4 separate regions of the Mus musculus genome follow, and regions 1, 2 and 4 are each linked to region 3. Evidence: chromatin loops called from intact Hi-C (ENCODE). Cell type or tissue: heart. All regions are shown on one strand. Each heading gives the region's core, and the rest is flanking DNA. Links, peaks and the distances in the headings are about the cores only. Region 1 overlaps Trmt11 (tRNA methyltransferase 11). Region 2 has its middle 31 kb from the start of Gm40622. Region 3 holds the start of Rspo3 (R-spondin 3). Region 4 overlaps Trmt11 (tRNA methyltransferase 11).

Region 1 (7,702 bases), core at 1,227-6,226, 1.0 Mb after region 3:
CCACAAATCAAATAGGCGCTGGTTAGAAAGAAAGTATCCATTTACTGCCACCTCACTGAGGTACCACCAAAAGCAGAAAGCTATTAGCAGCTAGAATTAATGGGAAAAGTGGTTTGCAAAAAAGGTATTTCCATGATGGACATTACGTAGACTCAGCAAAGTTTTTCCTTCAAGAAAACTACAGCTTCTGTCTCAGTGAGTACTGATGAAACCCAATGCCTTTGCGTGGCCGTCAAGGACTTGAGCTGCTGTGCCTGCTTTTAAATGTAACTTTCTCAACCAAACATTGAAGGTAGTTAGTTAACGTGACCAACAGTCAAGTTTTAGGAATGCAAGAGCAAATCCAAGGAGCAGACACCTTCAGAAGCACAAGGGCCCTCGTGGAGGTCTTGGGGTTGGATTCTCCACAGTTCTCAGCCCTTAGGTTTCCTTGCCTCTGCATGGCCACTGTTATGACTAATATGGGATTTATGGTTAAACATTCCATGAGAAATACTGAGTATCACATAATTTTTAGAAATTCCCAGTAAAGTTTATTGGTGTCAATGAAAAACAGTCACAACTAAAAGTCAAACCAAGCAACTTTACAAAATGAGTAAGTTCTAAATCACTATTAATTACCTACCATGTATGTGGCAGATACAATATTGTCTTTGTAAAAATATAAACACTTTCTCTCTCTATATATATATATACCAGTCCCTGACACTTAACAAGGCTCAAAAGACATATACATCAAAATAGTCTCTAAAACAAAGACCATTTTGAAATTATCCAATTTTGATTAATAGCAGTTATTTATATAAAAATTGTAAATCAGCACAGGTTTTTTAATCATATGCACAAATTCCCATCCAAAGCCTTTTTATAAAACGCTCCTTCTTTCCTGATTGTCAGCATCAGAGTTTTCACTCGTGGCTGCATTTTTCTTCCTTGGCAATTCTTTTTGTTACACCACTAAAATATTTCTCACGGAAAGAATTATGTCCTTGGTACGGCAGAAAATGATCACTCAGCAGGTGTGAATACTTGTCCCGGTTCTGGAAGGATAGAAAATACAAAATATAAAGACATGTAAGTTATTTCTTTTGTAAACCTCTTGTAACCAGACTAGTCATTCTCTAAGCAAGTCACAATACATTTGCTTGGCTTTACAGTATGAATACACACCCTACATCTGCATCACACTTGGGAATTCCAAGTGACATCACTTCACCTCACTGGGCAAAGAGAAAGAACATGGTCAGACTACAACTATCTCGCCGTTCCCTGAAATCATCTGGGCTGTGGAAAATACCAAAGAAGCTTCTTGTCAAGAGAGAAGGTATACACCAGGAAACTGTGGCAGTTTGTAATGTCACAAAGTTACACAAAACTTCAAACTGTGTCCGCATTCCATCAGCACAAGAGATTCCAACACAAGAGATGCAGATGCGGGGTGACTGGGGAGTTCCACGCCTATAGACTTCACAGCTAAATAAGGCCTGGAACTCAGATTACTCACTGGGCATTGAAAGAGTTGATCTGGGTTAGAATGCCCCACACATTCTGGGTTAGATGAGAGGACTGACAGAAACCTGAAACATTAGTTTCACACTCAGTCTCACAAACAATTTCAAGTAGAAACAGAAACCTAAGTTGAAATAAAGTTCCATTTCCTATGTATTTCTTTAAATTCACATTCAACTACACACAGACTTTTGGAAATTTACTGTAAATTCATATAGCACTTCCCTTAATCGAGTCTTGCTTTCTTGTTTTTTGGGTTTTTTGAGACAGGGTTTCTCTGTATAGCCCTAGCTGTCCTGGAACTCACTTTGTAGACCAGGCTGGCCTCGAACTCAGAAATCCACCTGTCTCTGCCTCCCGAGTGCTGGGATTAAAGGCGTGCGCCACCACGCCCGGCTGGAGTCTTGTTTTCTTCTTTGGCACAAGAGTCAAACACTGGCTGCAACTCCCTCCTAGCTCTGCCTTTCTGCCCACTATTCTCCTTATGGCTTCCATAGCCACATAGGACCTCTCAAAATACACCACAGTTACCTGCAGGAACACCTTACTGCACCTGTGATGAGGACTTGCAGAGAGAAATGCAGAATGCCACAGTGCCAGGCAGTGCCCCTCTCTCACCCCAGCTTCTAATGTGAATCCATCAAGGAGGGAGAAGATAAGAGTCAAACATTGTGGAAAACGGGTTTCTTTCATGGAGCAAAGAGATAGCTTGGCAAATAGATTATCACTGAACTAAAGGAGAAGAATGAGGCAAACTCTTGACACAGAACGGACAGAGGTGACCAAATTGACTGTAGGCATGGTGAAAATGACACACCAGTATTTTGAGCAATCAATATAGGCTCATAAAAAAGAACTCTGAGCAGTAAGGGCAAGATGTATTTTCCTCAGTGCCACAGAGACAAGGCAGCAGAAGTATATAGCCAGCAGACAGTTGATAGGATCATTAGCTGTCGAAATGTCAGGTGCTCAGGGAAAAGATGCATTCTCCTCATATTCTGAGAAACAGAGAGAAATCTGTGTTGAGTAAATATATGAGTCCTGTGCTCAAATAGCCACTTTCTAAACGAACTATCCCCCAGCTGTGAAATACAGCATTACAGAAACTCCTGGAACCCCAAAGCTCTGAAATTCCCTGGGCAGCCAAGGACCTGGCAGCAGTAAGTCTTGCTTCGAGATAAACCAGACATTCAGGGACTATGGCTAACATTCCCACCTCTGTGGGAATATCCTAACAGAAAAATGTTCCTCATGGAACATCTATCATCACATAGAGATGCCATACAGAATGACATCACCACAATTCAAAACAAACAGCAAATTCAATTTGTTTTCTTTCCCCGCCCATAGGTCTTTCAGTTCCTCTTAAGGCTCACACTTGGGTGATAACATTCAGCTCTACATATTTTAAACCGTACTCTCCTCTGTTCACACTGCCTCTCATCTCCATCAGGAACAGCTGGAGGCTAGGCTTCACTCAGTATCCTGAAGGCCATCAAGCTTCTCTGAAAGGGAAAGGGTGCTCTCAAGCAACCGTCTTTGACCTTCTTCATTCACTCAAGGTCTTTATTTGGTTTTTATAACCGTCCCACACCCACCCACGGAGATCAATCATGGTATCTATCATTTATGTATTGCAGAACCACAATTCTGTACATTTCTAATGAACAGAAATACTGCATGCATATGAAGTAGAAAGTCACAGCTGGGAAACCACAGAAGTGAAAGCTGTGGAGATGAAGAGTAAGGCCACAATGCCCACTTTAGGAGTAGTAGCGCTGTTGGTAAAAGCGGGTGTCAAAGAGAAATGAACAACTGCCTTCCCTTGGAAGTTTGCAGCTCTCTTTCGTATCAACTCCTCCTTAAGTAAACCTTGCATCTGACAACACTATTGCTTCCTGTCATTTCTCAGCCAGTAACTAAGCTCGGGAGGAAAACACAGAAACCATCAGAAACCAATAGCTCTCACACCTCTCTCCTTTCAAAGACAATCAGCAATTGTAAATGTTACAGGAAAGAGACGGGTTCATTTATAAAAGCACTACTATATTTGTTACCAACTGGGTCTTGTCTATGGTAATTATTTAATTTTTCTGCATTCTTTTCATCTGTGTTTTGGAGATAGGGAAACAGAGATTGAAAGAGCTTGAACGATCTGCCATAAGGCATACAGCTGGGAAGCAGCACTGTGGGGTTGCTGCCCAAGTCACACATCAAAGGCTCAATGCTTTTCTCATTATTCTTCTGTCCTTTTAAAAAACGAGACGTTATGTGAACACATATAGATGACTCAGTCAATTTCCCACATGGTAGATTAGTGGGTCCTTCAAAATGGAGCCTGACATTTAAAGGACATTCTTCGTGGAACAGCAATGTTATGGTAGCACACACTTTAGATCTCAGCTTTTAGACAGAGCCTCGTAACCACTGTCCTATCAGTATTGCTAATTGTACACATACGCCATCTAGGAACTCTAACACACTTGCCAAAGGAGCCTCACAAGCCAGTGGTTCACTTTCATGCACACACTACCCTCTGCTGGCTAATGCAGATAGTTCTTCTTCATGGGATTTCCTGATGTAGATGAAAACTGTTTCTAGCTGTGAAGACTGTACACCCGACTATCAGGAGCACCCTGCTTCATTTGCTGAAAGTCTTAACTGTTCAGAACACCTTCCATCATACAGCCCTCCTATGGCCAGGATGATCACACTAGACAGTATTATCATGGATGCACACCGTTTCATCCACAGAGAATGATGCAGAGCTAGGAAGACGTACATACTTCAAAGATTCTGAAGTGGTGCCACTCATCTGGGTGAAAAACAAGTCCTTCTGTAGAAGGAGAAAGGAAAAGCACACAAAGTTGCCCACAGTCACGTGAGCTGTGTGTGCTGCTCTGCTTCCTGCACAGCTGAGGCAGTGTCACGATTTACAGCCTAGACGGCCTTTAGACGCTCCACCTTCCTGCCTCTGCCACTGCACGCAGGGGTTACAGCTTCATCACACCTAGGTGACTGTAAATTTTGTATAACTTAGTTCTAAATTAAAAAGGCAGCATTAAAAAAGAACTTCAAGGACATTAAAAAGAAAGTGTTTCAGGTACTTATAACTTTGTACTGGAATGTAAAGGGAAATAAATTGTCAAGAAAAGGAACTACAAATCATGCAGCACCACAGGAAACGCCATTCTAAGGAGAGCTAAGGACACTCTGGATTACAGAAAGAACGCATCTTTAATAGTGCATCTCAATCAAGATGGTACACTGTTTAGACTGGAAAGGAAGCGAAGATCCTTCGCTGAAAACACTTAGGTAACCTTGCCCTAATTCTGGTCTTCCTGTGCAAGTCTGCCACTCTTGTCCTTCACCTCCTCCTTAAATAAAGTAAAAGTGGTACGTTCTCCACTTCAGCTGCTTCTGGTTTGTTTTACACGGGAAATAAAGCCTACTTGATATTATAGGACTAAAATAGTCTGTTCCAGGGACTTCAAGAGGAAACTAATGGTAAAATTTGGTTTATTTCCAACAGGAAATTTCTAGCTGTCCCCAATTACCTTTTCCTTCTCCTCCTTAACATGTTTAAATATTGTTCATTATGATTTTTATTGCAAATGAGGGGCCCCAAATAATCATTAAACAGTTCTATAAATACTAAACAGTTCCATATACACTGGACAGTCCCATATACACTAGACACTTCCACATATACTAAACAAACAGTCCCACATTAACAGTTCCACATATACTAAACCGTTCCATATACACTTGCATATATTGAGGAAAGGCCTGGAGGTCTGTGAGTTCACAGATCCTGGTGGGAGACATCAATGACACACTTCCAAGCACACTGGTGTTAAATGGTGGGATGAATTGGCAACCCGTGGGAATATAAAGGAAAGGACACTTATCCAAGAGCTGCAGAATAATGTAACCTTTATAAACATTCAAAGGCAGAACTCTATGTAAAGAAGCTGAATATGGAGAAAGCGAGTCCATTTTGGAACCTGAAAGGAGACTGAAAGTTAAGGCGCAGTGAACAGAAGACAAAGCGGCACCAACTACACCTAATGATAATACCAGGAACAGAGTCACCAAAACAATTTAAAAACTAGATTTTCATTATTCCCTTTCCGAAAAATGTTTTGGCCTGCTGTCCAGGAAATGAGATGGAAGGAGACTGTGCAGAAGCAGACAAGGCAGCTGGGAGACTCACAGTAATGAGGAAAGTGAGACCTTCTGGTGGATGGTTCTTAGGGGGATGTAGATATACACAGGAAAATCAGCTACTCAACTGTTCCAGTCTAGAGTTCTCGGAAGTCATCCTCGAGTCCAGCACCTTTGCCCCAGTTATCCATCCATCACATCACACTGTGTCTATCTCATCCCCAAACTCTTACTTCCTCTTCAGCTTCACATCCCCTCACTTCTGGTTCACAGCTCATCTCTTTACTTCTGGAGGTCTGGAGCCTTGTCAGAGCGTCACAAGCTAACATCCCCAGCTCAAGCTGCCCTTCACTCTGAAGTGAAGGGCAGGGTCATAATACATACACTTCTGCCTCTCTACGAACAAACACCCTTCATAGCCTTGCCGTCACTCATAGATAGGAGAGGCATACACCGGTATATAAGGCCTTTCACATGGGCATTGCTAGTTTTTCAGGTTGTCTCTAGATGTTTTTCTCCAAGACACCCAGCATCCATTGAAGCTGAAATATCAGGATCCCCTGCATATCCCAGAGCCCTTCTCATCCCTCCCAGACTTAAAACGACAGTTACCTCACCAAACTGCACCTGTCTCTTGCCTCAAGCACCATCTCCTCAGACAAATGTGTTGTGTTCATGCAGCCACTCTCACATGGCACTACAACCCCAACAGCTTACATAGAAAGAGTCGGGGTGACTTTCTCCTAGTGAACAAGCGCTCTATGGGTAAGGACAAAGCCTGGTCTACTTAAGCCCAAGACGTGACAAATACGGTCCCACAAATGCAAATGTTGAGTACAGCACACCATGAAGTTCTGTCTCTGTGAGAACCTATGTTTAAGTTAAGGAAAGAAAATGTGCAAAAATGGGAAAGATGAAGGAATGAATGTAAAATATGTTCAGTGACACAACTTCCTCCATTCTCACAGCACCTACTCTGGAATTTCTCCTTCTCAAAGCAAAACCCAGGACCAATCTCCTCACCTTCTTCCCTTCACTGGACAGCCATCCTCAAAGGCTCGCATTAACTCAGCTCTAAAGTCTCTCTGACCACCAAGTACCCACACTGACCAAACGCAGCATTTTGCTTCACAGTACTTCTCACTGTTAAGAGCTAATTTTACAGAACCTCCAAATCACCACTTACAAACCTAAAGACAAGCATGAACTTAGAAACTGCTTGTTCTTCAAGCTGCAGGGAGCTCCCTACCCAGAAGATAAGCTTGCAGGATTCTAGAGTCCTTTAACAGAAACCCAACTGCTTCTATTTCAATTGTCATCAGGTTTAAGTCATCTTAGAAGTGGCAGTTCCCGATAATAAGATAACGATTTCTTCTGCGTCACTGTTCATATAGAACCAAGTAAATACGCAAATACAAACAACTTGTAAAACTCATTCCATGATAAGTGAAAACCAGTACTGTTGTCATAGCAAGCACCAGCAACTGAAGGGTGCTCTTCTCATTGGTCAGCAAAGACTCCAAGGCTGGCGGGTGAAAATCAGGCATGGATACAGATCCTTAGAGAGTATGAGGAAGAAAGCTAAGTGGTGGAAAGAAGGCAACAGGCAGAGGAGGATGAAATTTGAGTGACTGCTAGCGCTGAACATAATGGGCCTTGGTTCAGCTCCAGGGTAATTACCCATGTTCAGCTTTTGTTTAAAAATCCTGCTCTCCTTATCATGGCTTCCCAGCGTTCTGCATCTGGTACTGGACGGTAGACATAGAAACCACTTGTGCTAAAGTTACACAACTATAAACAACATTAGGCCATTTCCAAACCAAGGACAAGCAGGTCAAAAGTCTGGTATCCAATACCATTAAATCTGTAGTGTTGTTCTTAATAGGAACACAGTAAAGGTGAAAAACTTTATCCTTGTATCTGCATTTTTTCAGTTCCTTATAAAATTAAACTTCAAAATATTATGATGCCTAAAGTCTATGAAAATATACTACAATTTTATCTAGAGTCTCAAACTGATGGACAA
Region 2 (7,702 bases), core at 1,555-6,554, 890 kb after region 3:
TATAAATTTTCTCCTGAAATCTAATAAATAATGACCAATATTATCCAACTATTATATTTCAAATTTGTTCATGGAGAGTGCTGTGGTGGTAGCTTTCTCCTACAGAGGAGCAATGTTTCCGACTTAACCTCATTTGGATTATTTGACACTGCTAATATTTTCCCAAGGAGTTGGTCTATAGATGCTGAAAACCAAACAAAGCACGCAGGACCTCTGCAAGAGCAAAAAGTGCTCTTGACCTCTAAGGCCATTCGTTTTTCAGCCTTGCTGGACCATTTTTCCTTTTCTTTTTAACTTAAAGCAATTGACTTTTATTCTCTCTATTGAAGAAAATAGCACACACCCTCATCTTAAAAATTTGGTAAATATGCCCTGAGGCACATTCTAACACTCTACTTATTTAGATAGGTCCTATTACACTGACCAAATAAAATCTAACCAGCAATCATCACTGACAACAGAAGTGATCTTTTTTCTTTTTTAATTTTCTGAGTCATTGTACCTAAGGGAATATTAAACAATTTATGCATTGTCTAAAAGAAAAGAAAAAATCAAGAGCTTGACACTGATGTAGTAGTTGATAAATAAGAGAAGATAATGGACTCAGAAAAACAAAGCAGAGAGAGAGAGAGAGAGAGAGAGAGAGAGAGAGAGAGAGAGAGAAAGAGAGAGAGAGAGAGAGAGAGAGGGAGGGAGAGAGAGAGAGAGAGAGAGAGAGAGAGAGAGAGAGAGAGAGATGACTAAAATAGACTGCCTTGTCAAATGAAGAGTTGAAGGATGGATTTGTCTCTAGGAGAGTCATTCTGCCCTGGGACCCCTGTGCTAGTTTCCTTTTGAAGGCATGCTGGAACTGCAGCTTTATGTGGTGAGGTGAGGATTTGCTTGAAATACACTTAGACATACTGCTTCTACACTGGGGGATTGATGTACGTTCCTGAGATTCCTGTAGTTCTCTCTTCAGGGAGCAAACACTCTATTGCTAAATCCCATAATGCACCGCCTTGCCAATACTGCTAAACCTCAGATCAGTTATCTCATCTGTGGCCTGAGCTCTGTCAGGGGAGATGTTTTAAACTGAAGAATTGTCCAGACTCTGACAAGGTCGAAATTTGCTGTAACAGCAATTTTCTTGTCCAAGATAAAATAATTCCTTTATATTTAATGCCTGTCTGTTGTCTCCAGACATGGAAGCTATTATTATTCCTTCTGTGGTAGATATTTTTTCAATGTAGTCTGCCTTGTTTTTACCACAAAGTATTTTTCAAAAATGTGTTTGGCCATGTCTGCCAAGGGAAATAAATATAAATATCTGTAAGTATCAGTGTAAGCAGACTTGACTCCAAGAGATAATTTCCTCCTGGATGCTCAGTAATTATAAATTTTCTCCTGAAATCTAATAAATAATGACCAATATTATCCAACTATTATATTTCAAATTTGTTCATGGAGAGTGCTGTGGTGGTAGCTTTCTCCTACAGAGGAGCAATGCTTCCGACTTAACCTCATTTGGATTTTTTGACACTGCTAATATTTTCCCAAGGAGTTGGTCTGAATGTGGAGAGAAAGATTTCTTTTTGCTTCTAGAATAAATCTTGAGTGTCAACTGTTATGTGGTTAGCTGGGAGGTTGTGGTAAATGTTAGGGAACCACCATCTCATAATCATATGCTTGAAGCTTTAAATCATGACTGTCAGGAATTCAAAGTTGAAAAATTGTGGATCATGTTGGAGAAGCAGAAATATTTTTCAGATTAATAATAAAATCAGGGACGCATACAAGGAACACTTCACCCAAGGTACCTTTGGCAGAACATAGGCTCACACTATCCTGTTTAAAGACGTTGGCACATGGACCCTAGAGTGATCATCAGAGGGCCTCTCTGACTTCTTCTGCACCAGCAAGCTGCTGACATGTGCCTAAGCTCTCTAAACTCAATCGACTTTTTAAATTTAAGAAAGAAAATTTAAATAAGGAACTTGAAAAATTGTCAAGCAGTTAAGGGCACTTGTCCTTCCTAACGTCCTGAGCTCAGGCCTCAACACTCACATTTGATGACCCACCACTCCCTGTAACCTACCCATGGGCACCCACACACATGTGCACATAATCATGTACAGACACATAAATATACATAAATAAAATAAAATAATTTAAAATTAAATAACATTGCTAATTTAATTTTAAATTAAATATATTAAAGCAAAAGGCATCATATATAAATAATTATCTTCCAAAGAAAATACCCAAACTATCACATCCAATTGAAATGCAGATTCTTTGAGACTAAGAATCCATTGTTTCTCTCTTCCCAATTTGTTCTCACCTACCTCTAGTGGAATCTCATATATGTGAAGTTAAATCAGAGCTTATCAAAGATCAAATTAACAATATATATTCATTAAATTAAAATGCAGAACTTCACTGAACTGAACAATTTCACAGTGATATCAACACCATATCCTAAGCAAGATGAGGTTCGTAACTGTGCCTTTCACCAGACTATCAGATTTAAATATCCAAAAGATAACTTCTTTGTGTGTGATTTTTCTTGTCTGCTTACTTGTGAGCTATATGAGCATTAGGAAGAAAAGTTTTACAATAATCCCAGAACAACAAGACAACAAGACAGAAATCAAAGATCAGTTAAGGAAAAACAAACACAGAGTAAGGGAAAAAGATGTCATATTGTGGACTAAGTGGGTGATCAGAGGTATCCTGTGATATAATACAAATACAGTTTTACATGTGCTAAAGAAAAAAAAAAATAAGGACCAAAAACCTATATCGAATGCATTACCTACACCAGGTACTATGCCAAGAACTGTTTGAAATTTTAATTGGAGATGGACTACTATATTTTCAGCAAGGTAACCAAATAAATGAGTTAACATTTTTACCAATGCTTATTCCAACCCTGCTCTAACACTACATAAGTATTTAATACTGAACACAACCCAATGAAATAGGTATCTCTCGTTTTCTAAGTTAGGAAGCTGAGCCACACAAAGATTGCATTACTTGTTTGAAATTGTACACATTGCAAGCAGTGGAAAAGTAAGAGATTAAAAACATAGAAGGTGGGAGCCTCTCAATTTAGTAAAGTCAAAGATTATTAGAGTGAGCAGGTTCTATAATGCTCCCCCTGCATGAAGGAAGTAAGATCAGAAAGGTTGGTGTTTTTCCTGACACAATATTTCTAGTAAGTGGTAAAACTAAAAACAGAACGAAATTTTCTGTCTATTTTTATAACTACCCATAAGTCCTCCACACAATTGCAGCAGACCACAAACATAAAGGCATGGATGTGGGGAGCATCCTCCACATCTCTTCTTCCCATCATGATCCTATATATCCAGAGCCATTGTGACTGTCATCTTTTAATGTAAGGATCATGATCTATGTTGTCAGTGCTACCCTAATCTCACAAGCGACATCTGACTCTCACTCCCTTAGTCACTGCTGGACTGAATTCACAGTGCATAAAAGCAAATGCATTTATGACTGAGAGTCACTTCAAAGAACAAACATCTAGTGAGCATCTCTCCTTGCAGAGAAGGACAATAGGTGTTGTGGGCATTTCAGACATGCGCAGAACAGATCCCCCTCTGCCATGTAGCAAGAGAAAGAGACGTGTTCACAAATAACAATACTCTAGTCAAAACATTGTAAGTGGGCCAGGGATTGGGGAGAAAATTAACAGAACTCAGATGGAGGACATTAGAAAAGGCTTTGGGGAGAAAAATTAATAAGGCTCAATTTCAACGCATATGAAAGAAATGAAGCTAAATCATTTAATTATAGATCCTCTTAACCGAATTTTCCAGATTTGGCATATTCTTGATTTTAAGTGTGTATTTGTAGCTCCTCCTGTGAATTTAGCAGGATAGAAGAAGCAAATAAGTAAATATTGTTTTTCAGTAGTAAAATCCATTCTGAAATATAGAGAGACATTGTGATCTGGTAGAGAGACATAATTTACCTGTGTGAGAAGTACTTGAAACAGAAGAGCTACTTGCATATTAGCATGTTGCTATTGCAACTAAGAAAAATAGAATAAAATGCACTCATAGGGTATCTAAAAACACAACACTGTACTTGAATTTTCAAATGTGTAAGAATCTCCCACGGGGAAGATTCAAGCACAGTCTCTGAATAAAAGAAAATTTCTGATCATTTGGTTGATTGCCCCATCAGTGAATTCATCCCTTCTACAACACCCCCACCAAGTGGTCATCTGTTTTATTCTTGGTGGTTTATAAGTCCAGAATAGTCTCCACGGACAGAAAATTTCATCTATGAATTATTCTCCCTTAAATAGAAACAGAGGGACAACAGTAAAATAAGGAGACAAAAAAATAAATTTTTTGTGTGTCTCCCCACCCTCTTATATTCCTAACTCACAAAATCAGCCTCAGTCCTTCAGAACCACCTACTGACTCCTCCTCTTCCCATGAGCATTTGATCGGACATGCTTGTACTCCTCACGCTCTCTCTCTCTCTCAAACCACTCCCTAATCTTGTTGTCCCAGATTTCTTAGCCTTTGTTTACGTTATTTTTTTAACCGTGGATGCTCTCTTCAGAACAGCCTCTAATATATACAGATATAGATATATATCTGGGTTGGTTTTTTTTCTTTTTGGTGGAGATCAACACCATGCTAAGTGAATCCACAGAACCCTGCAGAAAATGCTGCTTTCCTTATATTGGTTTTCTACTATGCTTTTAATATAGCATATGTGCTCAAGAAATTTAGCAAGGTATGTCATGTCTGAAGAATGAATGAGGAATGAAAACACATGAGAGAGAGAGAGAGAGAGAGAGAGAGAGAGAGAGAGAGAGAGAGAGAGAGAGCATTCACTTATTGGAATAAGCTGACTCTACAAACTCAAGCTTTTACACCAACTTCCTAGAACTACCATTGCCTGCTTGCTCTGTGCCAACCTCGAGTGTAGTCACTTAACATTAGTTCACTCCATCATCAAAGCAAGTCTCAAAGGTAAGGTATTCTTCTTAAATCCTACATAATAGATAAAGAACATGTGCAACAGAAAGGCTTAAGTATAGCCTCAGGATTTGTAATCCAAGTCTTTAGAGCCCACTAAAGGATCTTTCTTGGGGGATTTTCAACTAAGTATAAGATTTGTAGATTATATACTTATGGAGAAATAGACTTTTCTTGCAAACAGTGAATATTCTAGCTTAGTATTCCTTTAACAATGTCAAAAAAACTACTTGGGAGTGAGGAAGTCTTGTGTAAAAAGGAATAGATTTATGATTAAAGAGGAGGTGACCCAGAAATTAATTGATCTGGAAAGTCTAAGGAGCATACTGCTGATTTGGTATGATGAATGCCTATAATCTCAAAGAATATGGTCAATCAGATATGATGAATTCCTGTAGTCTCTGCACCTTGGAGGATAAGACAGATCACAAATAAAAAGCCACTGTGGCATTAGGGAGATCTTATCTCAAAAAAGAAAAACAAAAGCATGCAGATTGCTTTAGATGTAATGGGTCCTCTGTCTACACAAGACACAAGACCCTCTCTGTCAGCCAGACAGCAGGCTAAGGTCCACACCCAATTATTTCTCTTGCTAAATTTAGTCCAGTCTGCTGTTCACTTCTCCTAAGAGCAGTAAGTGGTAGGATAAGTCAAGTTGATAGCTTGGTTCTCCCACTTTTCAGCCCAGAGTCTATTTAGTCTAGAAAAATAATTCGTTGAGAAAATTTGAAACCTTTTTTTTTTTTTGTCATGATTTTTGAAAGCCAACAGATTCGATCAGATCTGAATTACACAAAGTAGGGAAGTCAGCCTCTGGGCCAGCCAAACTACCTGCTTTCTGAAGGGGTGGTTAAAAAAAAATCAATTCTATGTGGACAAGATACAAGGTACAAAAGATGAATTATTATGAACAGAAATTTCACAATTTAATAGTCTTTAGAAAAGAAAAATGATAAAAATTCCAAAAGTATGTTGAGACCATTCAAAAAACAAATAATGATCACAATACTTTGTGGTAACTGTAGAGCTTGAAAGAACAATTACTTAACATGGGACAAAACAACCTGAGCAAAGAGAGATGTGCCAAGCATGCCAGCTAGAGAAAGGATAGTGAGGCCAGACTCACTCTGCATTTGACAAAGATATCTGAAAGATTGGAATCAAGTTCATATTAGGAACAAACAAAATCTAACAAAGGTTACACCAACATCTAGTGAACAGTAAAGCTGCTACCTGTACCTTTGAGCCCAGAAGAACTTTATTCCACATGTTCTCTTAGCTTCACAAACATTTTTGCTCTTATCCAGAAAAGCTTAGAAATATTCCTTAATACTTATCTTCATGAAAATTGCTTTTTATTCTCCAGGTTTGTCCACAGTAAGCTACAGCATTATCCAAAAATCGAACATCTGGTGCCAGATATAGTATTATATTGCTGCTGAACTCTCAGTTACCCTCTGGGTAGTTGCTTTCCAGCTATAGTCAGCCTCCTCAGAGGCATCCATATTTAGGTTGATAACTTTGATATAAACACTTTCTCTTGAGTGAATTTTTAATATCACATTCTACTGTATATAAAAGTAATAAATGACCATGTTGGAAAACTTTTAAAATATTAAAGGAAATAGAGAGGTATAACTAACATCCATGAATAACTACTATTAAAATTCCACTATCTGTGCACATGGGTTTTATATGTTTGAGATCTCAGTGCTAACTAACATATTTCATGAACCATTCTAGTCACTTTTACTGAATTTATTTATTTATTTATGAATTCATTGCCATAGTGTCTTTTCCCTACAAGAAACTTTTGATTTGTTCTAACACTTTTTATATTATAACTAATGTCCTACTGAACATCTTTTAGTAAAAATCTATTCACTGTTATTTTAGGATAAAGCTCCACAATTATAATTATTGTTTGGAAGTATGCAGGTGTGTTTATTCCCTTGATAAATATTTTCAGCTTGTTTTTCCAGGAAGGTATCCTCAGTATATATTCAGCCAAAGCAATGTAAGTCTTTGAAAAATTAACACAGTACCCCCAGGATACTGAATCTTCCCTGATGATTTCAGGGCATCTAATATGTTGACACACTCTGTCCACTCAGTGATTTACTTTCTTCTCTGTGCATCACTTTCCTTCTTTCAACACATTTTCCTTGCCTGGCATTTTGTTTTCTATCTTCTATTTTCTCTATCAAAAGAATGATGGTATTACATAATGGCACATGCTACAATCATCAAAATCTTTCCCAGAGGAGAGGCAGGAGAGAGTCTTTTTAACACAGTAAGTGCCCGGAAAGACTACATGTAATTCATGGGAATTGTGAGCTATGGGTTCTAGAACTCCAATAGTAACACAAAATGTTCATAATATCTTGAATCCCACCAAATAGTCAGCCATGTGCTTTTAAAGGAAAGTCGGCCTGCTCCTCATTATAAGGGACTAGTTTGGTTTGAGGAACTTCCAGTGTGCAACATTCAATATTTACAGGCTAGTGACTAATGGCCATGCTGAAAGTCTCTGCAAAAAGATTCTTTGGCGCCAGCCTTTGGAGAGAGTTGAAAGCTAAATCTAGGAAATGAGTGGCATATATTTTGACCTGCGGATTTAGATCTAGAAATATGTGGAAATGAAGTAAAAGGCCATGTCTGCCAACTTGACCCTTTGGGAAAGGGTGTTAAAACCCTAC
Region 3 (7,395 bases), core at 1-5,000:
AAAATATTTTGGGAAAAAAAAACTTCCTAGCTCAAAGATGCTTTAGTTAGAGCTCAGAAAGGGAAATGCACTTTGTTTGTATTTTCATGTGCCACCATTTCCTAGGAAATTGAATTTATCTTTGATTTGCATTCATACCATGTGATACGCCATAGAAGGCACTTTCTCCAACAGTTCTTGGTCAGATCTCTCTTGAACTGTTGTTCTTAAGACTAAGGCATGCAGGTGGCAAATGTAGGCAAGAAACGAAACAGGGCATTGTTCCAAATCTCCAAATAAAACATTACATTAATATTTCAATTTAACAGTGTTTTTTTTTATTTTATCTGTTAACATGATTACCAGGATCAGCAATAAAATCACCAAGAGATCAGAAAAGCTTACATATGTCAACATCCCTACACCATCATAGGAAGTAATCAGTTCCGATAAATATATTATTAGTGTGATTATTTTTGTTGTACTTTTGATTCTTTTCACCCCTCTCTGCAGATTGTAGTAGCTGTATTTTAATTGGTAGGCATATAATGAATTTCTAAAACACGAATGATCTAAAAATCTGAAAAACTAAGATGAAGTTAATAGATGCCCACAATTAAAGAACATTGTACCTAATACCCTCTTGCAGAGAGGAAATGCCCTCGGGGGCAGAATCATCCTAGGGAGGCTTCTGGATAATCAAATAATGAAGTATGATGAGAAAACACTCTAGTCAGATTCGTCATTTGTCAGCATCATCGCAACAACACTTATAAAGATGACCAGTTATGCACAATAGCCTAGTCTCTAAACATATTGGGAAAATGGAATTCTGGAGATCATCAAGTAAATTATTTCATTAGCCTGATATCCTCTCTATGGCAGGTTCAGCGCATAGTATAAATACATAAAAGGCAGGAACGTTTATATGAGAAGACAAATTTCATTGACTGGCTATCTAGCTGGCTAGTAAGGTCCTGTTTCTTAGACCCCCCTTCTCTCCAGAAGGGAGATGCTGTAGTACCAGTTTCTACACTTCAAGTGAAGGTTTCTGACCCCACATAAATAATCCAGGTAAAAATGTGATGCATTAGGAAAGAATTATGATTGCTATGATAAAAATGATGTTTAAATGCTACTAACATGCAACACAAAATTCAAAGGTTGCCTTTACAAAACTTCAAAGGCTGAGCTGGAAATGAGATCAAAGAAAGAGTTTAGGCTTTGTAAATTAATGTCCAGTGTCCAAAGCTAGAGCTTGCTGCTAAAAATCTTGCTGAATGATGACTTTCTGGAGTGAGTAAATGCTTTCTTTACGTTTTTATCTTGAAGAAATTTATTTTGTCATCTCTAGGTACTGTATATCAATCAAAATCAGTACAATCATGTGTTTATGCACCATAACTACAGAGACATTTTAAAAAGTATAAGACTTCTGTTTTAAAGCATTGCATATTTTATAGAGAAAATCGTAGACTGTAATAATTAGGATCATTGGTTTGTGAAGATCAATAGAATATTGATTATTGTAGAGAAACACAAGAATATTCACATGACGCTTTATATCTGAACATGTTTAACACCGTAAATGACAATCTTTGCTAGTAAGGACCTTTGGTACTAAGATATTTAAGAGACCACATTAAAAAGAAAAAAAGACTTTAGGAGTCTTTTATTTTTAACCTTAATTTTCTACCTCTCTCATTAGTGATGTTTCTAAACCTTTAAGAAAATGACGCTATTACTACAAAGCAAACGTGATACTCCCAATTGCTCTCTTAAGTTTCCTTATGGTGGAAAAAGAGAAATGTCTGGCCAGTTTTAAAATAATTTGACTACTGCCTTATTATTCATTATAAAAATAGTCCCAGTTACTATTAAGGAGATTTTTATTCAGGTAGTTTTTAAAAACACGGTCCAGGTGATTTTATAAACCTGCTGCATTAATTTCAAGTTTCTGGACATTTAACAAGGATCCTTACTGCAAAAAGCTATGCTGCGCCTGCCAAATCTTTCTTCTGTCTTCTCGGAGGACGCAAGGGGTCGCCCCTCTCCCAAGATTGCAGGAGCAACCGAGCCGCAAAAGCCGACTCAAGAGCAGCCGCACCAAGAGTGCAGCAGGAGAGACCTCTTTTCCAGACCCATTACCATAGAATCACTGAAATTCCAGCTCAATTCCATTTATTTTGTTTCTTAACCCCGCAACACAACGAGAGGGCGCCTTTGACTTGGCTTTGAGATGATACAGGAAGAGAGAAAAGCAGTCTCTTTTAGACTTCACAAATCATCGCCCTAGTTCCAGCCCAGATGTGCGCATTCTGAGTTTCCCCACTCTGGTCCTTTGGGGTGTAGAGATGGGAACGAACGCATAACAAACTTTCTTTGCTTTCTTTTATTTCTTTCAGAAACAGAAGCCCCCGCACCCAACCAAAAACTCAGGTACCAGTGATGCTGAGACACAGGACCCTGCCCCACCCCGGCAAGTGTGTAGCTCCGGGGTCCGGGACACTACAGAATGGAGTAGACTGGGATAAGCCTATTGGCATGAGCTATGCGGGGCAAACAGCCGTGTTCTTCCTAGCTTCGCTTTCCTCACTGGCCCCGAAACTCAGTGCCCAGCGGACCAAGCTGGCCAGGAGTGGCGATGTGGCCCCCCAGGCTGCCGCTTCAGTATACCGCAGCAGCAGGGCCTGAGCGATAGAGTGGGTGGGAGGGTTCCAAAGAATACAAACCACTCAGAGGCCAAGAATAATAAATCGGATGCCCTGACATGTTTAGTTTAGGCTCTCCTGCGCTGAGAAGCGATCCTAGAGGCAATAGGGCCAACTCGGACTCCAAGCTTCTGGTATTCCCGCCCAGCCACGATTTTTAAAGGCAATTTTCAGGTGAATCAAACTTTGTCTGGCTTGGGCTAGAGGTACAAAGGGAGCTTTCAGGGGACCCTCACGTCCTGGGCCAGGACAGAGACAAACAGTGGAGAGAGGAGATTGCTAAATTTCCACCCCACACAAGTGGTCCTGTGTCCTAAGAGCTACCAACATCCCTGCCTCAAGGGTTTTGTGGGCTGGACACTTGGGAAAGAGATCTCATCTGGGAACCAGACAAGGTCATGGGCTGAACAACCCCCCAGATCCAAGCTACCAAAGCAATTGCTTTACTGGTTTTTTTCTGTTAGTTTTCCTTAGTAACTACCCCAGGGGGGCCAAGAGCCCTCGGTAGAGTCAGGGTTGTCCTTAGCTCTTCGAAAGGACAACCTTTGCGGGCACTGACAACAGCGTGCTGGGCCACCCGGGAACAAAAAGAGAAACCACCCTTACATCTGTTCCCGAATCTCTGAAAGATGCGGGCATGCCTTGCACCAATTTAGGTGGAGGCTGCCCTGAGGCATCCATTTAATTCCAGCAAAGGCACAGTTTCACACAGCCAGGACATAATACTCTCCTGTGTAATAGACTGAAGAGCAGAGAGGAGATGTGCTGGGGGAACCCGACTCTCAGTATGCGCCTGTCTCAGGGGACCCCCTTTAAAGAGTCTGAGGTGGCCAGAGCATTCACGTGGGGACAGGCAAGGCGTGAAAGTGACTGAAGTTCGGAACCTCTGGAGTTCCTCTGACTTCCAACCCCAGAGGATGGGACATGGGGCAACTCAGCAGACAGTCGTGGAAGCCCTGGCGCCTCAGCGCCACTCCACTCGTGCGCTTCGTGGGAAGCTGCAGCGCGGGAGCTTGCTCACTGTCCCTTGGGCCCGCCCCAGGTTGATTGACTAGACTACCATAAAACAACCTAGGGGGAGGGGCAGCCAAGGTTCCCGGAGCCAGGCGGGAATTTGGGATGATCCCAGTCTCCTTGCCTGCCATTATCAAACAACCCAAAGGCAGGGAGACCCAACTGCCTGGGGCTCTAGGCCTCCGTCGGAGCCTCAAAGGAAAGCACAAATCCCTACAGCGAATCTAGGAAAGAAAGAAAGATTTCCAGATCCTGATTTACAGGGGGGGGGGGGGGGGGGGGGGGGCAGACTAGCACCGGGTGCACCGACTCCAGTACTGGTTTGTGTACTGGAGTAGAAGAGCCAGTGCCCCGAGTTGCTATCTCCTGTGGGAGGCATAGGGTGTAGGTTGAAAAGACTGTTTCCTCCAGCAGCTGGGTCTGGGCAGGCAAAACCAGCTGACAGGTGAATGTGGTGGAAGGGAGCAAAGACATAACGCAAAGCAAAACCAAAACAACAACAACAAAAACAAACAACAACAATACCCCCTCCTCTCCCACTCCCCCCCCCAAAAAAAAAGAAAACCCCAAACTTACTTCTTCGCTGGCGCCTTCCTCGGGAGGCGTTTTGGCTGCCAATGTATTCCATAAAGTTCAAAATGATAAAAAAACAAGAAATCAGTCGCAAGTGCATAGTAACCCTGTAATGTTTCCCTTTTTTCTCTCCTTTTTCTTTTCACTGTTAGTTATATTTAATGTTTTTTTTTAAAGAAAAATATGTATGTAGGTGTTAGGCGAGTCTATACGAAGAGTAGAAAAACCAGAGCAGCGGGACTTCTCCACTGAGATCCAACAGGCGTGCTGTGATGGCAAGCGAAGCGGGACGGGTGGACCGGGAAACCAACAATTGCATTCTCAAATTGTCCGAACACAGCCGGCTGCTCTGGGGTGGCTGTCATCGCCGCGAGCGAAGGTTGCAGGAGCCTCCTGGCTGGCCGCAGGTTAGCCTCGGTTGCACAGCAGCGGCGGCTGCGGGCGGAATCCAGGCGAGCAGTGGCCCCTGGGGCTCAGAGGCTGCAGCGGCTGCGGCTGTGGCAGGGACCCCGGGAGCGCAGGGAAGCGGACGCCGTGGGTACCGCAGCCATGGTCAAGGGGCGCTGGAGAGACCCGAGCTGCTTCTGGCGTTCTGAGCAGGAGCCGCTCCAGTGTTGGGCCGGGCTAGGAGCACCCCATAGGGAAGGAGGAGGAGGGAGGGGGAGACGGGATGGCTGCGGGGGGCGGGGGGAGCTCGGGGACGGGGAGGAGCAACAACCCGGAGCGACCTCAATAACTTTCAATTTCAAGAGGGAAAGAGGGAGCTGGAAAAGTACAGGCGTTGCGATTTGGCAGATGGACGGGAAGAGGCGCCTAAGGGGTCCCGGGTCTGTGGCGGAGCATCTCTGGACTCAGCAAAGACGGCGGGAGAACGGGAGCAGGGTTGGGGGAGGGACAATTTGAACCCGGCAAGGTGGGCGCACTGGGGTTTGGTGGTTTCTGTCCCAGCTGTACCAAATACCCCAGACCCAATGCTTCTGTTGTCCTTGGCCTCTGGCAGATCTAACCACATAGTAGTGGCCATGTCCTTCAGTTCTTCAGAGACCCTGCCTCACTCCAGCAACTGCTCTTGGGAAGTTCACCACTCGACTCTCTTGTTCCTAATTTCTTGGGATTTCTGGATACAGATGCCCTCTCAACTCTTAGCCTTTCTCAGTGTCTCTCTGTTGCTTTAACCCTCCCCTCCCCCCCAACTCCCTCCCCCCCCTTTTTCCAGGGAAAGTAGCTGTGGTTGTGTTGTGTGGTCTCAAGGGGCTTAGGTGGGAGTTTACCCTTCAACTTGAAGGTGCTTTACCTGATCCTAAGGGGAGGACCCAGAGGTGTGAGCTCTCTGGGTAACCTGGATGGAAAAGCAATTGTACTGTGGCTTTCTTCCAAGCCCAGCCTTTGCTCTGCAAGATCCCCCCTCCCTCAGGCACTTCCCTAAGTAGTCACTGTTAAAGAGTGTTAATCTCTCTCTCTCTCTCTCTCTCTCTCTCTCTCTCTCTCTCTCTCTCTCATCTTCTTATGCTGTTGAGAGGATCTGTTGTACATTCTGGTTTCTCATCTGGGGGACTGAGAATACTATGTGGAAAGATTGTCTCCATTTGGTGATAATGAGTAAAGGTCCATTTCCATTTCTTGCTTCTGTTTCCAGAGCAAGGGGAGTGGGAGTAGAGGGCTCTTGGCAGTAGAGAGAGAGAGAGAGAGAGAGAGAGAGAGAGAGAGAGAGAGAGAATCAGGTTCTCAGGTTAAACCACTACCAGGGAAAAGACCAGGCCCTGGGATGACTTCCGCTGTTGGGCATCCTACCTCTTCTTCTGTAGCACAGACACTTATAGTTACTGAATTGTTTTGTTGGAGGTCACAAGCCTCAAAGCATTTTTAATGTAAACCTGTCCTAAGGGTGCTGATGAGTATTCTGAAGGATTCTTTTGTAATGCTAAAGCTTTATGCAGCATTGGATTACAGGCAGGCCACTTTGAAACCAACTGAGATTTGCAGGAGTGCCTTCAATGTATGCGTTGATAAGTTAGAGGAGAAGCAAATGCCACAGCTCCTGCCTGTCTCATTGAAAAGCACCCCAGGTTCCAGGTCTCTGGAGCCTGTTATGTAGCCCAAGATTGGGGCTGAGATGGAATGGCCTGGATACAAAAGTCAGGAGACCTCGAATAGTTTTTCTTTGCAAAGCTTTAAAACACAGAATCTGAGATGCTGGCCTTTTGTTGCTAAGTCATTATTAAATGTTTTGCCTACTTTTACTGGAAGTTTGAAAACAGGCATACTATTCTCTAAGTATGAAGAAAGCAGTGACCCTTTCAGAGTATGATTTGTCTTACTTGGTTTTAAGAATTCCCATTTACACACAGATTCTTTTTCTGGAATAAAACTTCTGGACAGTAGCAGGAGCTGCATGAGATGCACAAGGGTGCATACCCACACAAACACACACACATACCCAGAGAGAGAGAGACAGACAGACAGACACACACACACACAGGAAAAGAGAGAGAGAGAGAGAGAGAGAGAGAGAGAGAGAAGAGAGAGAGAGAGAGAGAGAGATGGAGGAGAGAACACACAGTCTACTGATAAATGACAATTTATCACTCTGAACTAGGGAAGTTGCAGATGCCCACCCAATTCCAACAATGACTATCTGGTGAAAAAACCACTGTATTTCTTTGTGCCTGTCCCCATCAGCTTTTTGTTCCTTCTTGTTTAATACCTCAGATACAGAATATCGGCATCATCAACTGTGGGGGGCTTAAAAGCTATGGGAGGTTCCCTTTGAAAAGGACTCCAGAGACAGCCTTTCTAATCCAGGCTACTTGAGCTGGATAGGATGAGATTGCAAAAGGCATATAAAAAAGCAATTTGGTGGAACAGTTCAGGGAAATGAGCACAATGACGGACACCCACTTCTCTTCTCCCCGTGTGCTCTGCAGACATATGTTCTTTAGGATGAGAACAGGAATGGCAGGGTAAGTAAATAAACAAACCCACTGAGCAGCTAAGGTTCTTGATCCATCCCAGAAAAGAAGTGTTAGATGCAGTGGGCAGGAAAAGCTTGTCAAGGAACAAGCACCATTCAGAGGAAACATAAGGAAAACATTAAATAAATTGGGAGAACATTCTTTCT
Region 4 (7,702 bases), core at 1,046-6,045, 1.1 Mb after region 3:
CTCTCTTGTCTCTCTTATTCTTGCTTTCCCCTTGCCCCTCCCCCCTCTCCACGTGGTCATGGCGGCCTCTACTTCTCCATGCTCTCCTTCTCTCTGCCTTTCTCTGCATCTACTATTCTATTCTGTTAACTCCCCTCCCCATGCCCTAAATAAACTCTGTTCTATACTAAACAAACAAACAAACAAACACTACATAAGAGAATGAAGGTGGGCTAAAACGTAGTTCAGTAACAGAGTGGCTTGTATTATTATCTCCAGCACCAAAAATAACAAAAGAATATAAAACAGTCTCGAAACAGGAAGAGGTTTCTAAGAAATGCAGGTAAGAGAGGATACAGAGAGAGAGAGAGAGAGAGAGAGAGAGAGAGAGAGAAATAACATACAGACTATCAAACATTTTATATAAAAGAGTACGGGTAAAAAACTGGGCATATATAAGCATATCACTAGAAAAATCAATGAGAAAACAAGGTTGGCCAACAAAGGAAGGGATAAAAATAAAAGTGCATTATTGTGTAGCTGTGACTACTGGATGTGAGTTTATCTTCTGCATATGTAAAACTAACATAATTAAACAGAAGTAATGGCAGGGAACCAAAATCTAAAACTGAGAGAAAACTACAACAAACGGAACCCTGTGAATTTCAAATGCAGAGAAAAGCAAGCACATGGTATCTTTTTATTGCTCCTTAAGCAAGGACAGAATGAAAGTATGTCTTACATTGTCTATGGTAGGTGTGGTGGTTTGAATGACAATGTCCGTTCCCCCACACACACTCAGATATTTGAACACTAGGTTCCCAGTTGGTGCTGTTTGACCAAATTTTGGTGGTGAACTGTCCTTGAGGAAGTATGTCACTGGGAGCAGGCTTTGGGAGTAAAAGGTCTTGCAAATTCCAATTTGATCCTTCTGCTTAGTGCTTGTGGTAAAAGATGTGAACGCAGCATCCTTGCTCCTGCCCCTTGCTGCCACACCTCCCCAACATGATGGATTCCTAGCCTCTAGAACCATAAATCCAAATCCTTCTGTGAGTTGCCTTGGTGTCCTAGCACAGCAACAGAAAGCTAACATAATAGGATTCTTTTCCCCCAAGTGGCATGGGTATGGCAATCTTGACTATTTTAGATAATTGTAGAATTGAACAAAAGAGCAAACGTGCTGAACATAAGAACCAGAGTTCTGAGTGTAAAGAAAGTAATTCATGACATAGAAGGAACAAGTAGGAAACAAATCTGTGATACTCAACAGAAATAGCTCCTACACATAAAAAAACCATGATTTCTGATAAGACTGTCTGTAGGTTTTTTTATGTGTATACACACAGGAATATATGCATGTGTATTTCCATTTGCTCTCACATACACATTATGTGTACATACACAGGAGTATATATTTGTGCATTTCCATTTGCACGTGTGCATATTATATGTATAAACACAGGAGTATACCCATGTGCATTTCCATTTGCACTCACATATATATATATTACGTGTATACACAGGAGTATATGTGTGTGCATTTCCATTTGCACACATGCCTCATGCATAATATATATATATATATATATATAAACACAGGAGTAAATCCATGTGCATTTGCATTTGCAGTCACATACATATCATGTGTATACACATGTGTATTTCCTTTCTTACCCAAACAAGGGGTACTGGGAGAAATGACTGGAGCCATGGTTTTGGGACGTAAAAGATAAGCCAGAAACTTTTAAAGTTCTCTTTAAAAAAAAAAAAAAGAGAATGCTAGATCAAAAGACAGATTCAATGTGAAAGGCCTGGTAAAAGTAGGCTAATGTGAGTAAGGAAGTAATTAAGGAATTAGAGGACATATAAATCACCAGAGGAAAAAGGGGGGACTTAGTAGTTCATGCTAGTAATAAGTAAAATTAACAACAGGAAGTAAAGAAAGGTTTCTTGTTTACAAAATAATGAATGTAGATCAGTACCAGAGGTGCTAGAGTAGAAAACTCATACAAGGAAAAACAGTTTCAAAGAGGAACCTTGTCAATGGATGCGAACTCTGAATTGTCAAGGTGGAAACAGCTAGATAAGGAACAGGATACTTTACTAGCTCCTACTGTGCCTCCCCACAGTGCCTTACATTAACTGCAAGAGTAGAAAATAAACAGTCACTATCACATAATAGAAAAGCAAATTATAATACCATGCTGATAAAAATTAGTATTACACTAAGAGGCAAAGAAGCAGAATCTGTAAGCCTTGAGAAGGACACATCTCTTAGTGTCACAGTCCAGCTACAAATGTATAACCCATACCTATAATGAGAAAGACTCAAGCAACTGAAATGAAAACTATTCTATACTTAAACAGTTTAGTAATGTTCCAAACAAAGAAAATGTTAACAGTAAAATACATCCAGTCACAGAATATATGTATATAGATGCAATATATATATGTGTGTGTATATGTATATATATGCATATATATATGTATATATACACATATATATATATATATATATGTAAAATCCTTATTCTTAAGAAAGGTATACTAAAAAAAGAGAAATATATACTAATATATTTGAGAGAAGTATATAATAAGTGTAACCTTCAAATGATTCAAGAAAACATGTAAATAAAATAAAATGATAAAGGAAGCCAAATGTGAACAAAGCTTATGCTGAAATTAGATAGTATATATTCATAACTTTTAAAGAAACTTGACATAAGTGCCAATATCAAGTTCAACATATAGGACACTGTTTTCAGATAAACGAAGATAGGAAAGATCAAACGGGTAGGTTGAGAGTAAGATGCATGGAGACACAGCAGAAAGCTTACTGGAGAATTAGTTCAAAAAAAATTCCAAAAAATCTCCTTGCACCAGCTGGGAATTCTGGACCTGATACTATTTCTATTACTAATCACATTTGGTCACACTCATGAAGTTAATTTGGGTGCAAGTGTCAGCCAGTAAAGCCTGAGAGAGACAGCTCTGCAGAAGCAAAGAAGACATGAACTGTGAAGTCAGACTGCTGGAGTCACTTCTTGCACTGTCACCACCTCAGGAAACCTTTTACAGGATCTTCATGCTAGTTGTCATCAGAGGAGAATTCACACAGGGCACTTCACACCTTTCCTCAACATTTGCACCCTCACTGCTCCTTAGACTGACAGCTACAGAGTCACTAACCAAACAAGAATAATGGGGTCAGTCAGATGAAAATTAAATAAAATAATGCTCTCTCAAGCATCAAGCAAGAAAGCACTCTGAAGCAAGAATGACGTCAGAATCAGATGAAGTCAACTTGCCCCGAGACTGAATTAGTGGAGCATCCCAGGGAAGTTACAAAGAGTGTGGTATGATGTCAGCAGGCAGGTTCTAGTCAGCTATGTAGACACCCTCAGAATCACACTTCCACAAACAGAATCAAATGTATGAGCTACCGTAAGACATCTGTGAAAAAAATAAGACCAATGCTCCCCCAAGTGGCTAGCTTGGTAAATAAAACCTAGTCACATCCACCAAGTGACGAAGTGTTTTAAGTATAATACAAGAAAAGACTGCCACGTCACTCTCTTGTTCCTCACTACTATAAATAAGCAACATCTATGCAGTAGTGTAACCAATGGATTTATAATACCTGTTCCAACAAAGGGGTCAAAGACAAGATCATTTTCTTTCACTTTTGCATGGTTGGTCATGATGAATGATAAACCAGCATCCATACTTGTATTTCCAATAAAATGTCTCTTTTTGACACTGTATGACTCAATTAGCTCTCTTTGTCCATCTGCAATCTAGATCAGAGGTATTTGTCAAGTTAGTCTAGCTATACAGAACAGACTCAAGATAATAATTCACTATAAAATCATAGTACCTTGCTAATGAGAACAGTTCTTTCCACTTATGACTATTCTAAACTTAATCAAGTAAAAAAAAAAATATTCAAAGGGATGGTGGAACATCTTTTGGGTATATGGCCAGGAGTGGTATAGCTGGGTCTTCAGGTGAACTATTCCAGGTTCTCTGAAAACACACCAAATTGATTTTCAGAGTGGTTGTACAAGTTTGTACTTCTACCAGCAATGGAGGATGCAAATTATTTTATTTTATTGGATATTTTTTTTTTTTTTTACATTTCGAATGTTATTACCTTTCCCGGTTTCCCCTCCAGAACCCCCCTCTCCCATCTTCCATCTCGATGCTTCTATGATTGTGTTCCCCTAACTACCCACCAACTCCCACCTCCCCGCCCTGGCATTCCCCTACACTGAGGCATCAAGTCTTCCCAGGACCAAGGGCCTCTCCTCCCATTGATGTCCAACAAGGCCATCCACTGCAACATATGCAGCTGGAACCATGGGTCCCTCCACATGTACTCTTTGATTGGTGTTTTAGTCCCTGGGAGCTCTGGGGGATCTGGTTGGTTGCTACTGTTGTTCTTCCTATGGGCTGCAAATGTTTCGGCTCCTTCAGTTCTTTCTCTAACTCATGGAGATGGGGGACCCCATGCTCAGTCCAATGGCTGGCTGCGAGCATCCACCTCTGTATTTGTCAGGCTCTCACAGAGCCTCTCAGGAGACAGCTATATCAGGCTCCTGTCAGCAAGCACTTCTTGGCATACACAATAGTGTCTGGGTTTGGTGTCTGTATATGGGATCTATTCCCAGGTGGGGCAGTTTCTGGATGGCCTTTCCTTCAGTCTCTGCTCCAAACTCTGTCTCCATATTTCCTATCATGAGTATTTTGTTTCCCCCTTCTAAGAAGTACGGAAGCATCCATGCTTTGGTCTTCCTTCTTCTTGAGCTTCATACGGTCTGTGAATTGTATCTTGAACATTCTGAGCTTTTGGGTTAATATCCACTTACCAGTGAGTACAAACCATGTGTGTTCTTTTGTGACTGGGTTACCTCACTCAGGTAGGAGATAAGAATGGATCAATTTCCATACCTCTACATGCTGACTGCCAGTTGAACCAGCACCATTTGTTGAAAATGCTGTCTTTTTTCTACTGGATGGTTTTAGCTCCTTTGTCAAAGATCAAGTGACCATACGGTGTGTGGGATTATTTCTGGATCTTTAATTCTGTTCCATTGATCTACCTGTCTGTCGCTGTACCAGTCCCATGCAGTTTTTATCACAATTGCTCTGTAGTACAGCTTGAGATCAGGGACGGTGATTCCTCCAGTTCTTTTAGTGTTGAGAATAGTTTTTGATATCCCGGGTTTTTTGTTATTCCAAATAAATTTGAGAATTGCTCTTTCTAACTCTATGAAGAATTGAGTTGGAATTTTGATGGGGATTGCATTAAATCTGTAGATTGCTTCAGCCTTCCTCCACATTCTTGACAGCATGTGTTATCACTTGAAATTTTGATCTTAGCCATTCTGACCAATATAAGATGGAATCTCACTGTTGTTTTGATTTGCTTTTCCCTGATGACTACGGACTTTGAGTATTTCTTTAAATGCTTCTTGGCCATTCAATATTCCTTTGATGAGAATTCTGTTTGGCTCTGTGCCATTTTTTTAATTGGGTTATATTGAGATCACTAAAATCAAATCTTTTTACTTCTTTTCAAATCCAGTATGACGCAAATATAAATATAATTATTCTCAGGAGTGGTCTTGAGTATTCTGATCTCCATCTTGTCTTTCAAGACAAGACAAAATAACATGGGTCTTGGCTTCCATCCACCTATTCCAGACTCAAAGAACTGAGCAGAACACATCCGTGATTTACTCTCAGAAAGGAAGACTCAGATTTGAGATCTCCATATATCACTAAACAGGCCTCGAATTCTGCCCTCTCCCTGTTGCACAACCAGTAGTCCTGACATCCTGGGAAGACTTGCTTCCATCATCAGGTACCCCCTTGTCCTAGAACTCCTATCTAACAGGCTTGTTGTGTTTCACAGGGATTTCTAAAACATACCGACCATAACTACATACATTTTGGCAATTTTAATCCATACAGTAGTTCTGACTCTCAAGTTGCTTCAAATTTTTACATTTATTAAAAAAAAAAAAAAAAGAAATAACAGCATGGCATTCTGTTGTATTTGCTTCACGCCTCATGAACTCTTGACCAGTGTTCCTGACTGACCTATACCCCACATCTAGCTTAAAGAAACAACAACAAAACCCAAACATACAAAAAAGCAAATAAAAAATGAAGTAAGATAGGTAGAAAGAAAAAAAAAGAGAGGTAGAAAGAACTTACTCACCCATCTGCCAAAATAAATATTATGTGGATCCTTGGGGATAGAGTTTGGGTCCAAACCATAGTCCTCCAAAATGGAGAATACATGCTGTGGTTTCTTTAAGTTCACTTTTCCTTGAAACGGCAGAAATTCAAGTGCCTAAAAACCAATCAATCAATCAATCTAATGTACTACAAAAATTTACAAAAAGAATCCTAGAAAATAGTGCTTATCTACTAATATATATTGAGTGAGTCTACGTCTGGTGTCAGAATGAAACAAGATACACACACACACACACACACACACACACACACAATATGGAAAGTGCTTAACAGACACATGTTCACATACATCAACATCAAGGGCGCACTGACTGCAGGCTCTGGGTCAGCTCATCTCACATGTTCACATACATCAACAGCTAGGGCGCACTGACTGCAGGCTCTGGGTCAGCTCATCTCACATGTTCACATACATCAACAGCTAGGGCGCACTGACTGCAGGCTCTGGGTCAGCTCATCTCACATGTTCATATACATCAACATCAAGGGCGCACTGACTGCAGGCTCTGGGTCAGCTCATCTCACATGTTCACATACATCAACAGCTAGGGTGCACTGACTGCAGGCTCTGGGTCAGCTCATCTCACATGTTCACATACATCAACAGCTAGGGCGCACTGACTGCAGGCTCTGGGTCAGCTCATCTCACATGTTCACACACATCAACAGCTAGGGTGCACTGACTACAGGCTCTGGGTCAGCTCATCTCACATGTTCACATACATCAACAGCTAGGGCGCACTGACTGCAGGCTCTGGGTCAGCCAGTACCACTTACATCAATTCGTTTCACTTTTTCTTCTTGAGTTAATGTTTTATTAAATGTGTGAATCTTTATTTTATATGTCGAATCTGAATGCAGATATGGAACCTAAAATAGAAGAAAAATAGTTTAAGCTTAGGAATTATACCAAATGTTCACACTTGCCTATGTAAAATCACATTTCACTACGCACCATCTTCTCCACGGGGTAACTTTTAAGAGAAGTATACAGCTCCTCGGGAGATTTTCCATGACCCCATAGTTCAAATATAGACCTAGGAAATAAATGAGTGGTACTAACCTCAGTAAAGAACTTAGTTCAGACAGCAATACATAATAGTTATTTTACTAGTTCTTTATGCTTGACACAATAAAATGGTCATTGGCCATGCTTCCTAATCTATCTGTGAGAAATGTGTACACTGGAAACAAATAACAATATAACCCCAAACCACACAAAGAAGTTGAACCTTACAAGAAAGGAGGGAAATTCAACGTTAAGTTAGGGTATTTCTAAGTTTTCATCATTTATACACATACAGAAATGTAGAAATATATGTGCATATATTGGGGGGGGGGGGGTGAGGATTGACCCAGGGTCTCATGTGTGCTAATAAGCACACTATCTTCCACTGAGCTAAATCTCATACCCTTATTATTACATATTATACTAGATCAAACCATGCAATAAAAT

What was found. A loop is a pair of places that touch in the nucleus more often than their neighbours do. Peaks named below come from ENCODE experiments on the same cell type or tissue, not always from the same donor. Only the 100,000 strongest peaks of a DNase experiment are listed, where the experiment ranks them.
Region 1: it touches region 3 in a loop (5-fold over the local background); 9 of 42 quality-filtered maps call a loop at or near these places.
Region 2: it touches region 3 in a loop (10-fold over the local background); 18 of 42 quality-filtered maps call a loop at or near these places.
Region 4: it touches region 3 in a loop (4-fold over the local background); 8 of 42 quality-filtered maps call a loop at or near these places.

What each region holds. Positions count from the first base shown.
Region 1 is chr10:30,534,205-30,541,906 of GRCm38, forward strand. Trmt11 (tRNA methyltransferase 11) reads right to left here. Exons shown (of 13, transcript NM_028604.3): 13 at 21-1,040. The coding sequence ends at 909. Among named protein-coding and RNA genes, the nearest start is that of Gm22623, 44 kb to the left of the region's middle. In heart, for the core only: a CTCF peak has its summit at 4,038 (motif pointing left); no DNase peak of the experiment used is centred there.
Region 2 is chr10:30,415,388-30,423,089 of GRCm38, forward strand. No RefSeq gene overlaps it. Among named protein-coding and RNA genes, the nearest start is that of Gm40622, 31 kb to the right of the region's middle. In heart, for the core only: a CTCF peak has its summit at 4,236; no DNase peak of the experiment used is centred there; H3K27me3 peaks cover 1,571 bases.
Region 3 is chr10:29,530,952-29,538,346 of GRCm38, forward strand. It overlaps Rspo3 (R-spondin 3), which reads right to left and starts at 4,916. Exons shown (of 5, transcript NM_028351.3): 1 at 4,281-4,916. The coding sequence starts at 4,377. In heart, for the core only: a CTCF peak has its summit at 2,009; a DNase peak (open chromatin) is centred at 2,060; H3K4me3 peaks cover 3,047 bases; H3K27ac peaks cover 1,632 bases; H3K27me3 peaks cover 947 bases.
Region 4 is chr10:30,583,820-30,591,521 of GRCm38, forward strand. Trmt11 (tRNA methyltransferase 11) reads right to left here. Exons shown (of 13, transcript NM_028604.3): 4 at 7,202-7,283; 5 at 7,024-7,116; 6 at 6,206-6,340; 7 at 3,620-3,776. Among named protein-coding and RNA genes, the nearest start is that of Trmt11, 13 kb to the right of the region's middle. In heart, for the core only: a CTCF peak has its summit at 3,475; no DNase peak of the experiment used is centred there.